Linked DNA regions of Homo sapiens: region 1 is linked to region 2. The links are chromatin contacts, found by Hi-C in ENCODE. All regions are on one chromosome and are shown on one strand. The core of a region is the stretch at or near the end of the contact, and the rest is flanking DNA. Distances in the headings are between cores, read along the strand shown. Region 1 holds the start of PLEKHB1 (pleckstrin homology domain containing B1). Region 2 holds the start of CLPB (ClpB family mitochondrial disaggregase).

What was found. Hi-C counts contacts between places; a loop is a spot of excess contacts on that map. Pooled maps may share reads with other maps.
Region 1: a pooled map shows a loop between it and region 2 (26-fold over the local background). The contact joins the promoter of PLEKHB1 here to the promoter of CLPB in region 2. A Hi-C loop is called at or near these places in 6 of 50 pooled maps.

Annotation. Positions count from the first base shown.
Region 1 is chr11:73,641,876-73,647,830 of GRCh38, reverse strand. PLEKHB1 (pleckstrin homology domain containing B1) reads right to left here and starts at 1,250. Exons shown (of 8, transcript NM_021200.3): 1 at 1,205-1,250. The coding sequence starts at 1,222. RefSeq lists enhancers at 1-131, 767-1,685 and a silencer at 172-391.
Region 2 is chr11:72,431,652-72,437,857 of GRCh38, reverse strand. CLPB (ClpB family mitochondrial disaggregase) reads left to right here and starts at 3,327. Exons shown (of 16, transcript NM_001258392.3): 1 at 3,327-3,786. The coding sequence starts at 3,384. RefSeq lists a silencer at 915-964 and enhancers at 2,376-3,182, 3,246-3,705.

The DNA of each region.
Region 1 (5,955 bases), core at 1-2,500, 1.2 Mb before region 2:
CCGCTCCCTCCCCTCTCCACGGTCTTGACACAGATCAGACAAGAGGGTCAGGTGCAGACTCCTTTTCCAGCCCCTCCCCTTGATGCACCCACCTTGTCTACACTTGTTGCGGATGTTGCTGCCTAAGCGGCCGCTACTCGATGCTGCTGCCACCCAACCCGCTGCGCCTGCGCTTTGTGTGCCCCGGAGAGCCTGGGGCATTTCTCTCCTCCCGCAGCGCCTGAGAGCCCAGCTGCCCCCGGGCCCCGCCCTCCGGACCTGCCCACCCCAGGGAGGGGGAGTGACGTGAAGAGATGCTGACCCGAGGCGTACTGGGACTTGTAGTCTACCCCTGTAGAGCTGGGCAGAAGCAGCCCCGCCTGCAATTTTACTTTTCTATTAAGACATTTGTTCACTCATTTATCATGAAATACTTTTTCTTAAGAATCATTGAACTCAGTTCCTAGAAAAAAAGAAAAAGTAAAGTTGCAAGGAGAAGCCAAGCTCCTAGTTTTGCATGTTTTTTTGATGCTTCCCCTTTCCATCCCCAGCTTCCAGTCTAGTGAGGGAGATTACATGGAAACACACAATTGGAGCACAAGGTGTGATTTAACAATGGAAAAGATGAGCCTGACTTTTCTCAAGGGGTTCAGGAAGGCTTCCCAGAGGAGGCTGAAAGGGGCCTTGGAGGATGAGGGGCAGTTTCCTAGGCGACCCGAAATTTCCCCTATGAATACTGTCAGGATGTTGAAGAGTGCCCAGCATTTCCGTGTGTCTAGAACATAAAGCGCAGGGGTGGGGAGGGCATCGGGAGTGTCAGGCGATAGAGCTGCAGGGTTTGGAAAGAAATAGCACAGAGGCCTTGCATGACAGGCGGAGAGCTTGGATGTTAGGACGCAGTGACTGGAGCTGGGGGTGGGAGTTTCAAGATGAGGAGTGAGGTGTGTGATTAGGGGGTCGGAAAGGCCCCTCTAGGGCACAGTGAAGAATGGACTGGCGGGAGCCCACCTGGAGAAAGGAAGACTTTCTGTATCTATCACCTCGGACTGTGATCATTTCCTTCAATAGCTCAGCCCCGCAAACCCTCACCTACCAGCAGCCACAGGATGTCATTCAGAGACCAGAGGATGTCAGGGCCTAAAAGACTTCTGTCCCGTCCCCTATGTGGCAAGGGTGCCCACCCTGCCCTGGGCCCTTCCTCCTGTCCCAGAGAACTCTTCCTTACCGGGGCTGCAGGGCTCATGGTTCCTGGGTGGCCAGGGCAGCATTTCCCAGAAGGCTCCCGCAGCGGGGCATTTCCCTGAGCGCCTTAGAGATAAGGGGATCAGGAAGGTGCTACCAAGTGGGAGGCTGGAGGGGGAGGCAAGGAGGGAGCGCACAGATCCCAAGGAAGGTCGCCCTCTTTCTCCAGGCTCCTCCCAGCCTTTCCAACTGATGGCTCTGACCCTAGGTTCACTAGACAAGTCATCCCTGATTCAGAAGTGGTCTTGGCTCAGCATCGCCGAGGTTCCCGGAGTGGAATCGGGGCGAGGTTGCGGGGGCAGGACAGGAACCGGGCTGGTCCTCCTCCCTAGGTTGGGGGCGGGGCTACATCTTCATTCTTTGGCCTGGCAGGACAGCGCCCATCACCCCAGTCCTGGCTGCGCAGTCTGGCTCTTTAAGCCTTCCTCTCTTGCTCCTGAGTCTCTGTAATCCTGACCTCGAGCTACCCTCGCTCCTCGGCCCTTTGTGCGGTGCGTGCCCTGCTGAGGGATTCGCCATGGCCAATCCTATTAACCATTGAGTTCATCCCCTCTTAGCCGACTCAAGAACCAGCTCTCCCATACCGCGTTTTCATCTCTGTGCCTTTAACTCACTCTCTGTCTGGTTCCTGGAACGTCCCAGTCCCAGCTTCTCCTAGCTAAATTTTCCACCTCCACAGTGGAAGGAAGAAAGGAAGCAGTGGGAGGGGGAAAGAGGCAAGGAAAGAGATATGGAAGGAAGGAAAGACAGAAGGAGAAAAGAAGGGAGGGGAAAGACGGGAAGGCAGGTAGGTAGGGCTGCAGCTGGCCTCGGAGGATCTGCGCCTGGGTCCTGCCCCGACCCAGCCTCTCTCCAGCTCTCCCTGCTCCCCTCCCCGATGGGCAGTGGGGCATCCTTCATGTTGAGGGGCGGGGACGGTGCAATCATCTCCTAGATTTCATTCTCTGGATTTAGCAACCAGATGAAAAAGGAAGGTTCTCCAGCAGCAGTGGAGACTTCAGGGGAAGACTCTCCCCTACCTCCCAAAGAGCGGGCACTATGACGAAAAAAAGAGGAAAGGACGTGGCAAACTAAAACCACAGACACTACTACCGAATCTAAACGTAGCCGGACTTGGCCCATGTCTCTAAAAGCTGGTCAGTGACCCTCTTTGAGAAGCCAATAAGGAAGTGTAGACTGTCCTCAGGAAAAAATCTGCGTATAATTCCTGGGAGTTCATAGACCTCTGAAGCCATGATAGTCATGGTTGGATTGTTTTTAATTTCCAGAGCTGTGTAGATGGGAGGAGAGTGTAGATTGACGAGTGAGAGGTATGACAGTATGTCAGGAATTCCAGCCGCAGCAGTCCTGGCTGTGAGAGACTTTGTTTGTTCAATCAACTAAAACTTATTGAGACTAATAAGCCAACAAGTAACTTTTACATTTCTTTGTGGCTATGGTGCACAGAACCATTGGCAGAGAGGAAAAGATTTTGCCATTTCAAGTGTCCCTGGTGAATGAACAGCCCACAGATAATACATTGTTTAGGAAATAGTGGACTGGCTCATCAAATTCAAATTTACTACTTACATTTTCTAGAGAGTATAATATAATGAGAATAATTTATATTATCTTTATTTTAAAAAACTTGAAGTTTATATCAAGATGCAATTTGAGCAAAAGTAAAAGTGCTTATGAAAACATTTTAAATGGCCGGGCGCTGTGGCTCATGCCTGTAATCCCAGCACTTTGGGAGGCCAAGGCGGGCAGATCACCTGAGATCGGGAGTTCGAGACCAGCCTGACCAATATGGAGAAACCCCATCTCTACTAAAAATACAAAATTAGCTGGGTGTGGTGGCACATGCCTGTAATCCCAGCTACTAGGGAGGCTGAGGCGGGAGAATTGCTTGAACCGGGAGGCAGAGATTGTGGTGAGCCGAGATTTCACCACTGCACTCCAACCTGGACAACAAGAGCTAAACTCCGTCTCAAAAAAAAAAAAAAAAAAAAAGAAAAGAAAACACTTTAAAGTGATAATTTTACGCTTTTTTTTGTCTTTTTTTTTTTTTCCTTTTTCTGGAGAACGGGGTCTCGCCATATTGCCCAGGCAGGTCTCGAACTCCTGGGCTCAAGCTATCCTCCCGCCTCTTGCCTCCCTGAGAGCGGGATTACAGGCGTGAGCCACTGCGCCCGGCCAAAGTGATAATTTTAGTGAGATGTAATTCACCTACCATAAAATTCACCCTTTTAAAGTAAAAAATTCAGTGGGTATTTTTTTTTTTTTTTTTGATGGAGTCTTGCCCTGTCACCAGGCTGGAGTGCAGTGGTGTGATCTCGGCTCACTGCAACCTCCGCCTCACAGGTTCAAGTGATTCTCCTGCCTCAGCCTCCCGAGTAGCTAGGACTACAAGCGTGCACCACCATGCCCAGCTAATTTTTGTATTTTTAGAGATGGAGTTTCACCATGTTGGCCAGGATGGTCTCGATCTCTTGAGCTCGTGATCTGCCCGCCTCGGCCTCCCAAAGTGCTGGGATTACAGGTGTGAGCCACCGCACCTGGCCTTCAGAACATTTTTATCACCCTAAAAAGAAACCCTAGGCCAGACATGGTAGTTCACGCCTGTAATTCCAGCACTTTGGGAGGCCAAGGGTGGCGGATCACCTGAGGTCAGGAGTTCGAGACCAGCCTGTCCAACATGGTGAGACCCTGTCTCTACTAAAAATGCAAAAATTAGCTGGGCGTGGTGGCGCGCACCTGTAATCCCAGCTACTCAGGAGGCTGAGGCAGGAGAATCACTTGAACCCGAGAAGCAGAGGTTACAGTGAGCCGAGATCACACCATTGCACTCCAGCCTGGCTACAGAGCGAGTCTCCATCTCAAAAAAAAAAAAAAAAAGAAAAGAAAAGAAACCCTATAGTCTTTAGCAGTTACTCCCAATCTGTCTTCCCCCCAAGTCCCTGGCAAAATTAATCTGCTTTCTTTCTGTACAGATTTGCCTATTCTGGCCATTTCATATAAATGGAATCATGGGCCAGGCGCAGTTGGCTCACACCTATAATCCCAGTGATTTGGGAGGTGAAGGCAGGAGGATCTCTTGAGGCCAGGAGTTTGAGGTTATAGTGAGCTGTTACTGCACTGCTGTACTCCAGACTCAGTGACAGAGTGAGACCTTGTTTCTAAATAAATAAATAGTTTTAAAAAATAAATGGAATCATGCAATGTGTGACCCTTTGTGACTGGCTTCTTTCACTTAGCATAATGTTTTCAAAGTTTATCCAGGTTGTAGCATGTTATCAGTATTTCATTCCTTGTTTTTTGTTTTTGTTTTTGTTTTTGTTTTCAGACAAGGTCTTACTCTGTCACCCAGGCTGGAGTGCAATGGTGCGATCTCACTGTAGCCTCAACCTCTCTGGCTCAAGCAATCCTCCCACCTCAGCCTCCCAAGTAGCTGGGACTACAGGCACATGCTATCACACCTGGCTAATTTTTGTATTTTTGGCAGAGACCGAGTCTCGCTATGTTGCCCAGGCTTGTCTCCATCTCCTAGGCTCAAGCAGCCCTCCTTCCTCAGCTTCCCAAACTGCTAGGATTACAGGCCTGAGCCACTGCGCCTGGCCCATTCCTTCTTACTGATGAATAATATTCTATTTTATGGATATATCGTGTTTTATTTATCTATTCATTGGTTGATAGATATTTGGGTGATTTCTACTCTTTAGCTATTATAATACTGCTGTGAACATTTGTGTACACATTTTTGTGTGGACATATATATGCTTTATTTTCTCTTGGGTGTGAAATTTCTGGGTCATGTGGTAACTCTACGTTTAACATTCTGAGGAACTGTCAAATTATTTTCAAAGTGATTGCACCATTTTACACGCCCATCAACAACCTCTAAGAGTTCCGATATTTCTATGTCCTAGCCAACACTTGTTATTGTCTGTCTTAAGTATTCACTCCTTGTGTTTTTTATTTGCATTACCCTAATGACGAATGATGTTGGTTATCTTGTTTTTTTTTTTTTTGAGACGGAGTCTCGCTCTGTTCAGCCCAGGCTGAAGTGCAGTGGTGCGATCTCAGCTCACTGCAAGCTCCGCCTCCTGGGTTCACGCCATTCTCCTGCCTCAGCCTCCTGAGTAGTTGGGACTACAGGCGCCCGCCATCGCGCCCGGCTAATTTTTTGTATTTTTTAATAGAGATGGGGTTTCACCATGTTAGCCAGGATGGTCTCGAACTCCTAACCTTGTGATCCGCCCACCTCGGCCTCCCAAAGTGCTGGGATTACAGGCGTGAGCCACCGCGCCTGGCAATGTTGGTTATCTTTTCATGTGCTTATTAGACATTTGTATACCTTCTTTGGGGAAATGTTTATTCTAATCTTTTGTCCATTTTTTAATTGGGTTATTTGGCTTTTGTTGTTGAGATGTAAAAAGTTTTTAAAACTAATAAAATATTTTTCTAATTTTTTTTAAGGCTAGGGCGTGGTGGTATGCACCTGTGGTCCCAGCTACGAAGGAGGCTGAGGTGGTAGGATCGCTTGAGCTCAGGAGATGGAATGCACCACTGCACTCCAGCCAGGAAGTGTAATGGTTAGTTTTATGTGTCAACCTGGCTAGGCTATAGTCCCCAGTTACTCAATCTAACACACTAATCTAGGTGTTGCTGTAAAAATATTGTGTAGATTTGGTTGACCTATACAATCATTTGAAGTTAAGTAAAGGAAATTATCTTTGATAATTGGTGGGCCTC
Region 2 (6,206 bases), core at 2,078-4,577:
GAGATTGATAATTTAAGCTTTTCAGTATCCCTACCAAATACTGATAGTAATTAAACCCTTCCTTGAACCCCTCGCAGATGGTATCTGTGAAAATAAAATAAGAAAATCAATGGGGAAGTGCTTTGAAAATTATGCATTGCTAAGTAAACTGAAGGGCCCTGGGATGTGTCTGCAGTGAGAGGGTTTGAACTCTGCATCTGGTAATGGGAGCTTTCGGAGACTGCTCTTCCTGCTGTGACCACCCTAAGTTGGGAGACAGAAATGTTTCAAGAATACAGGGAAGGTGAAGTTGCTATAGTGAATGGGGTGGTTAACAAAATAATATGTGCTGAAAATCTCTCAAAACAGAAAGGTCAAAATGCTTTCATTATTGAGTGCTTTAAAAATGATTTAAAAATAGTTATTCAAGGCTGGGCACGGTGGCTCACGCCTGTAATCCCAGCACTCTGGGAGGCCAAGGCAGGTGGATCATCTGAGGTTGGGAGTTTGAGACCAGCCTGACCAACATGTAAAACCCCGTCTCTACTAAAAATACAAAAAAAATTAGCCAGGTGTGGTGACACATGCCTGTAATCCTAGCTACTCGGGAGGCTGAGGCAAGAAAAGCGCTTGAACCTGGGAGGCGGAGGTTGCGGTGAGTCAAGATCGCGCCATTGCACTCCAGCCTGGGCAACAAGAGCAAAACTCCATCTCAAAAAAAAAAAAAAGTTATTAAAGCCAGGCGCAGTGGCTCACGCCTGTAATCCCAGCACTTTAGGAGGCTGAGGCAGGAGGACTGCTTGAGCCCAGGAGTTCAGACCAGCTTGGGCATCATAGCGAGACCTAGTCTCTACCCAAATAATAATAATAATAATAATAACAAAAAATTAGCTAGGTGTAGTGGTGCCAGCTGTGGTCCCAGCTACTCAGGAGGCTGAGGTGGTGGGATGATCCCTTGAGCCCAGGAGGTTTCAGGTTGCAGTAACAACTGTACTCCAGCCTGTGTAACAGAGCGTGACCCTGTCTCAAAAAAAACCAAAAAAGTCGCTCATTCATTCCTGTCTTACTAACGGATGTGGAAATGAGAAGTTCCATCTTTGCCTGGAGGAAGTGTAGAATACACAGAGCAGAGAATATACAATGATAGCTACCATTTCTTGAAGACCTACTGTGAGCCAGGGACAGTGTTAGGGGCTTTCTACATATTATCTTATTTAATACAAGCAATCATCTTGAAGGCAGGAATTGATATCTTCAACAATGAGTAATTAACTACCAGAGAGGTAAAGGGAGTTTGTCCAAGGTCACCCATATAAATGCAAGAGTCAAAATTAAAATCCACGTCTGCCTGAATGCCAAAGCTCAAGTACTCTCCAACACTAATAAGGTGAGAGTAATCCATTCACTGAAAAAAATATTTGAGTGCCTCAGGCCGGGCGCGGTGGCTCACACCTGTAATCCCAGCACTTTAGGAGGCCGAGGCAGGTGGATCACGAGGTCAGGAGATCGAGACCATCCTGACTAATACAGTGAAACCCCGTCTCTACTAAAAATACAAAAAAATTAGCCGAGCATGGTGGCGGGAGCCTGTAGTCCCAGCTACTCGGGAGGCTGAGGCAGAAGAATGGCGTGAACACAGGAGGCTGAGCTTGCAGTGAGCTGAGATCGTGCCACTGCACTGCAGCCTGGGCGACAGAGCAAGACTCTGCTTCAATAAATAAATAAATACATAAAAATAAAAAAACTGAGTGCCTCTTTTGTTCCAGACATTGTTCTGAGTGCTAGTGATATAAAAGTGAAAAAACAAAGTCCTTGTCTCATGGGGCTCATGCTGTAGTGGAGAAAGACAATAAAAATGTAGTATGTCAGATGGTGATAAATGCTGTGAAGGAAAATTAGGATGGGGTGCGTAGGATTACTATTTTAACCAGAATGGTCAGGGAAGACTCTGATCATGTGAAGTCTGAGCAGACGTACAAGACTTGGAAGAAACAGAACTGGCACAAAGAAGAACTTCCTCCTTTGCCTACCTATGGGTTCAGTTTGGAAAAGAGGGGGCGGGATGGGAGTGCAGGTGTTAATGGAAACTATATGCTCAAAATCAGAAGACCTGAGCATTACTTTACTCCAGGTGATTTACTGGCAAATCTTTTCACCTTTGAGCCTCAATTCCCTTCACTGTAGACGGGAATAACAGTTCTTGCCCAGCTTCTCACACACAGCTGCCATGAGGATCAGATGAGATGACCCACTTGAAAGCCCTTTAAAAATAACACAATCAGGGCCAGGCGCAGTGGCTCACGCCAGTAATCCCAGTACTTAGGGAGGCTGAGGCAGGTGGGTCGCTTGAGGTCAGGAGTTGGAGACCAGCCTGGCCAACATGGTGAAACCCCGTCTCTACTACTAAAAATACAAAAATTAGCCAAGCGTGGTGGTGCGTGCCTGTAATCCCAGCTACTCGGTAGGCTGAGGTGGGAGAATCGCTTGGACCAGGGAGACGGAGGTTGCAGTGAGCCGAGATGGCGCCACTGCACTCCAGTTTGGGCGGCAGAGTGAGATTCTGTCTCAAAAAAAAAAAAAAAAAAAAGACCGGAAGTCAACTCTTCAAATAAAATGTATTCCTATCTCAGGTGCAGTAGTTACCCTAAACATCTTTTTGAAAGGCCGCCCAGGCTGAAAAAAGAGATAGGCTAAACTAAATAAGCATAAGTTTCATAATATGCCTCTGCTGAAGATTCTTGGGTAATTTACACCAGTCAAAAATTGTGGGCCGGGCGCGGTGGCTCACGCTTGTAACCCCAGCATTTTGGGAGGCCGAGGCGGGCGGATCGCCTGAGGTCAGGAGTTAGAGACCAGCCTGGCCAACGTGGTGAAACCCCGTTTCCACTAAAAATACAAAAATTAGCTGGGCATGGTGGCGGGCGCCTGTAATCCCAGCTACTCGGGAGACTGAGGTAGGAGAATTGCTTGAACACAGGAGACGAAGGTTGCAGTGAGCCGAGATCGCGCCACGGCACTCCGGCCTGTGAGACAGAGCGAGACTCCGTCTCAAAAAAAAAAAAAAAAAAAAAGTGTGTCGTGTGCTTCAACTAAACTAGGAAAGAAGTCTTGGGATTCTAATCTTTAACTCTAATCGCCACGCCCCTTCACCCGAACTCTATTTCCCAATATGCCCCGGGCTTCTATAATCCCGCAGTCATTGTGACGCAATCCCACAGCCTTCTGGGAAACGTAGTTTATTTATTCTCCAGCTGGGGAAAGGCTTAGGGCTGTGGACTACCTCTCCCGTGAGGTAGTGCGCAACTCCACCCTGTTCGCGGCGTCTTCGAACGCGCCGCGGCAGCCATGTTGGACGTGGTCAGCACAGGGGCCGGCACCACGGGGTTATCGAAGCAGCTGTCAAGATGCTGGGGTCCCTGGTGTTGAGGAGAAAAGCACTGGCGCCACGGCTACTCCTCCGGCTGCTCAGGTCCCCAACGCTCCGGGGCCATGGAGGTGCTTCCGGCCGGAATGTGACTACTGGGAGTCTCGGGGAGCCGCAGTGGCTGAGGGTAGCCACCGGGGGGCGCCCTGGAACATCGCCGGCCTTGTTCTCCGGACGTGGGGCAGCCACCGGGGGGCGCCAGGGAGGACGCTTCGATACCAAATGCCTCGCGGCTGCCACTTGGGGACGCCTTCCTGGTCCCGAAGAAACACTCCCAGGACAGGACAGCTGGAACGGGGTCCCCAGCAGGGCCGGACTGGGCATGTGCGCCCTGGCCGCAGCGCTGGTGGTTCATTGCTACAGCAAGAGTCCGTCCAACAAGGGTGATTATGAGATCTGGGTTTGAGGAAGGGAGAGGCGGGAAGATTGTCCTAACTTCGTATCTTAGGAGGGTGGGAGGTACTTATAGGTTTAGATCCTTAGAGCCTAAGTCTTGGAGGGACTCAGACATCATCTGGTTACAGGGGCAGGGTGTTGCCCTAGAGACCTCATCACCTCGGAGTTGTATAATCTCGTACCATAGATCCGCTTCCCCTCTCTGGGCATCATTTTATCCATCTGTACAATGGGGATATTGGACTAAACATCTAATATTATAGCATGGTCCCCTTATGTTTCTCATATTCTGCCTGGTCCAATTCCTCTTTCCTGAGATCTCCAGGAAACGGAAATTATGGGGTGTTTTAAGGGCAACCGCCAGATGGTTTAGAGAAGTTGCCAAACCGCTCCCCCCTACCCCCCGCCACCAAAGGTGCCAGAGTCAGGAACAACCTGACTCGGTTCTAATGCCAGCTTGACCTCAATTTATTTATTTATTTATTTATTTATTTATTTATTTATTTATTTATTTATTTCTGAGATGGAGTCTTGCTCTGTCGCCAAGCTGGAGTGCAGTGGCGCAATCTCGGCCCACTGCAACCTCCGCCTCCCGGGTTCAAGCTATTCTCCTGCCTTAGCCTCCCAAGTAGCTGGGACTACAGGTGCGGGCCACCACACCCAGCTAATTTTTGTATTTTTAGTTGTTGGTCAGGATGGTCTCGATCTCTTGACCTCCTGATCCACCCGCCTTGGCCTCCCAAAGTACTGGGATTACAGGCGTGAGCCACCGCGTCTGACCAATTTCTTTATTTATATAGTGAAGGATAGTTTCCCAACATTTTTACAGTACTGTTATTTTGACTCTTTTTGGAGTTCAGCGGCCTGAGTCTGTCAGTCTCAGGATTTTGCTGTGTCTGGTCTCACATGCTGTGAGGTGATCTTGCCATGTGGGATAGTTGGCAGGAGAAGGAAGGTGGATTCCTGGAGGCCCAAGGGCAACTGCTGGGGGACTGGCTGATCCCGATTAGCATCTCATTTGGATCCGGGGAGCTAAGCAGCAGCTGAGAGAGTGGACAGAGAGCCAGACTGATGACCTATGTGAGTCCAGCCATTCAGGTTCTTAGTTGTTCCTCAAGAAGAAAGACTGAGGCATGGTGTCCATAGATTCCATGCACCCCAAGCTCTGAGAATTTGGAGCAAGAGTTGGGGAGTAGGGAGTGCCTTGACTTTGATTCGTTTGATGTGGCCAATTGTAAAGGAAGGACTTTGGTCTGGGAGAGACAACACTGGGGATCTTGTTTTGGTTCTGTGTCTAACTCTCATTGTGAATTTGGACTTTTGCTTCTCCTCACGGGTCCTCTGTTTCCTCATCTACAAAATGAGGGTTTTGAAATAGACACTAAGGGCATCGAGCTTAGGCATGTTGTAATCCTATAACTTCCAGCATTTTTGGGGGTACCCACTGTGTGTCTAGTTTTAGGCTAGGTGTGTGGGAAGTCCTAACTTAACACAAAATCAGTCAAGGGGACAGTGCAGGCAGTTGGAATGTAGGGCTGGTGAGTGGTGCTATGTGTCGTTGGGGGATCAGAGGGCCAGTAGGGTCAGGAAAGCCTTTCTGGAGTATTGGAGACCCCAGAGGATGGGAAATTTGAACTTGAGTTCTGAAGGATGAAGTAGAAACGGAAAGGGGAGTGATCTTTTGAGCCCCATGAGAGCAGGAAATGTATCTTCTCTTTTGTTTTTTCAGGTTATACTAGCAACTTTCCCGAATACCTAGACATCATTTGCCCACCACAGTGTCTGGAACTTAGTAGGTGCTCAGTAAATGTGTGAGAGTTGGATTATATTCCATGCAAAGGCTTCAGGGAATGGAAATAACAGTTTCGGGGCACCATGGTGTGTGCAGGGGCCAGCAGAGCAGCCAGCTTGGTTGGAGGATAAGGTCTTTGGAATTAGATGAGAGCAGATGGAGTGGGGCCTGGATGCCAGTCAGGGGTGGGGTAGGTGAGGGTGTTGGAATTTCTTCTGTAGGCAGTGGAGAGTTATGGAAGGTTCATGAGCAGGGAATGTTCTGAGTCCAGTGTATTTGGTGAGGTCTTGCCTAAGAAGTTCCTGGGGGTTCCCAACTGGACTTTATGGCCTATGAACTCCAGCAAGAATACCAGGGTCTATTTACCAAAATAGATAATGGTCAAAGCCGTGACCAGTTCCTGCTGGAACTGACTTGCCAGCTACCCTGTCCCCTGACTTAGAGTTTTGACCCTCAGTGCAGTGTGGTAGAAACTGAACCCTTTTAGAAGCCAGGAGGCCCTGGTTCTTAGCTCATTCCTCACTCTGTAACCTTGTAGAAGCCACATTTTTTTCTGCAGAGTGAAGGGAGAGTGGATATAGCCATCTCTAAGGAAGGCTTGATCCCCTCCCAGCT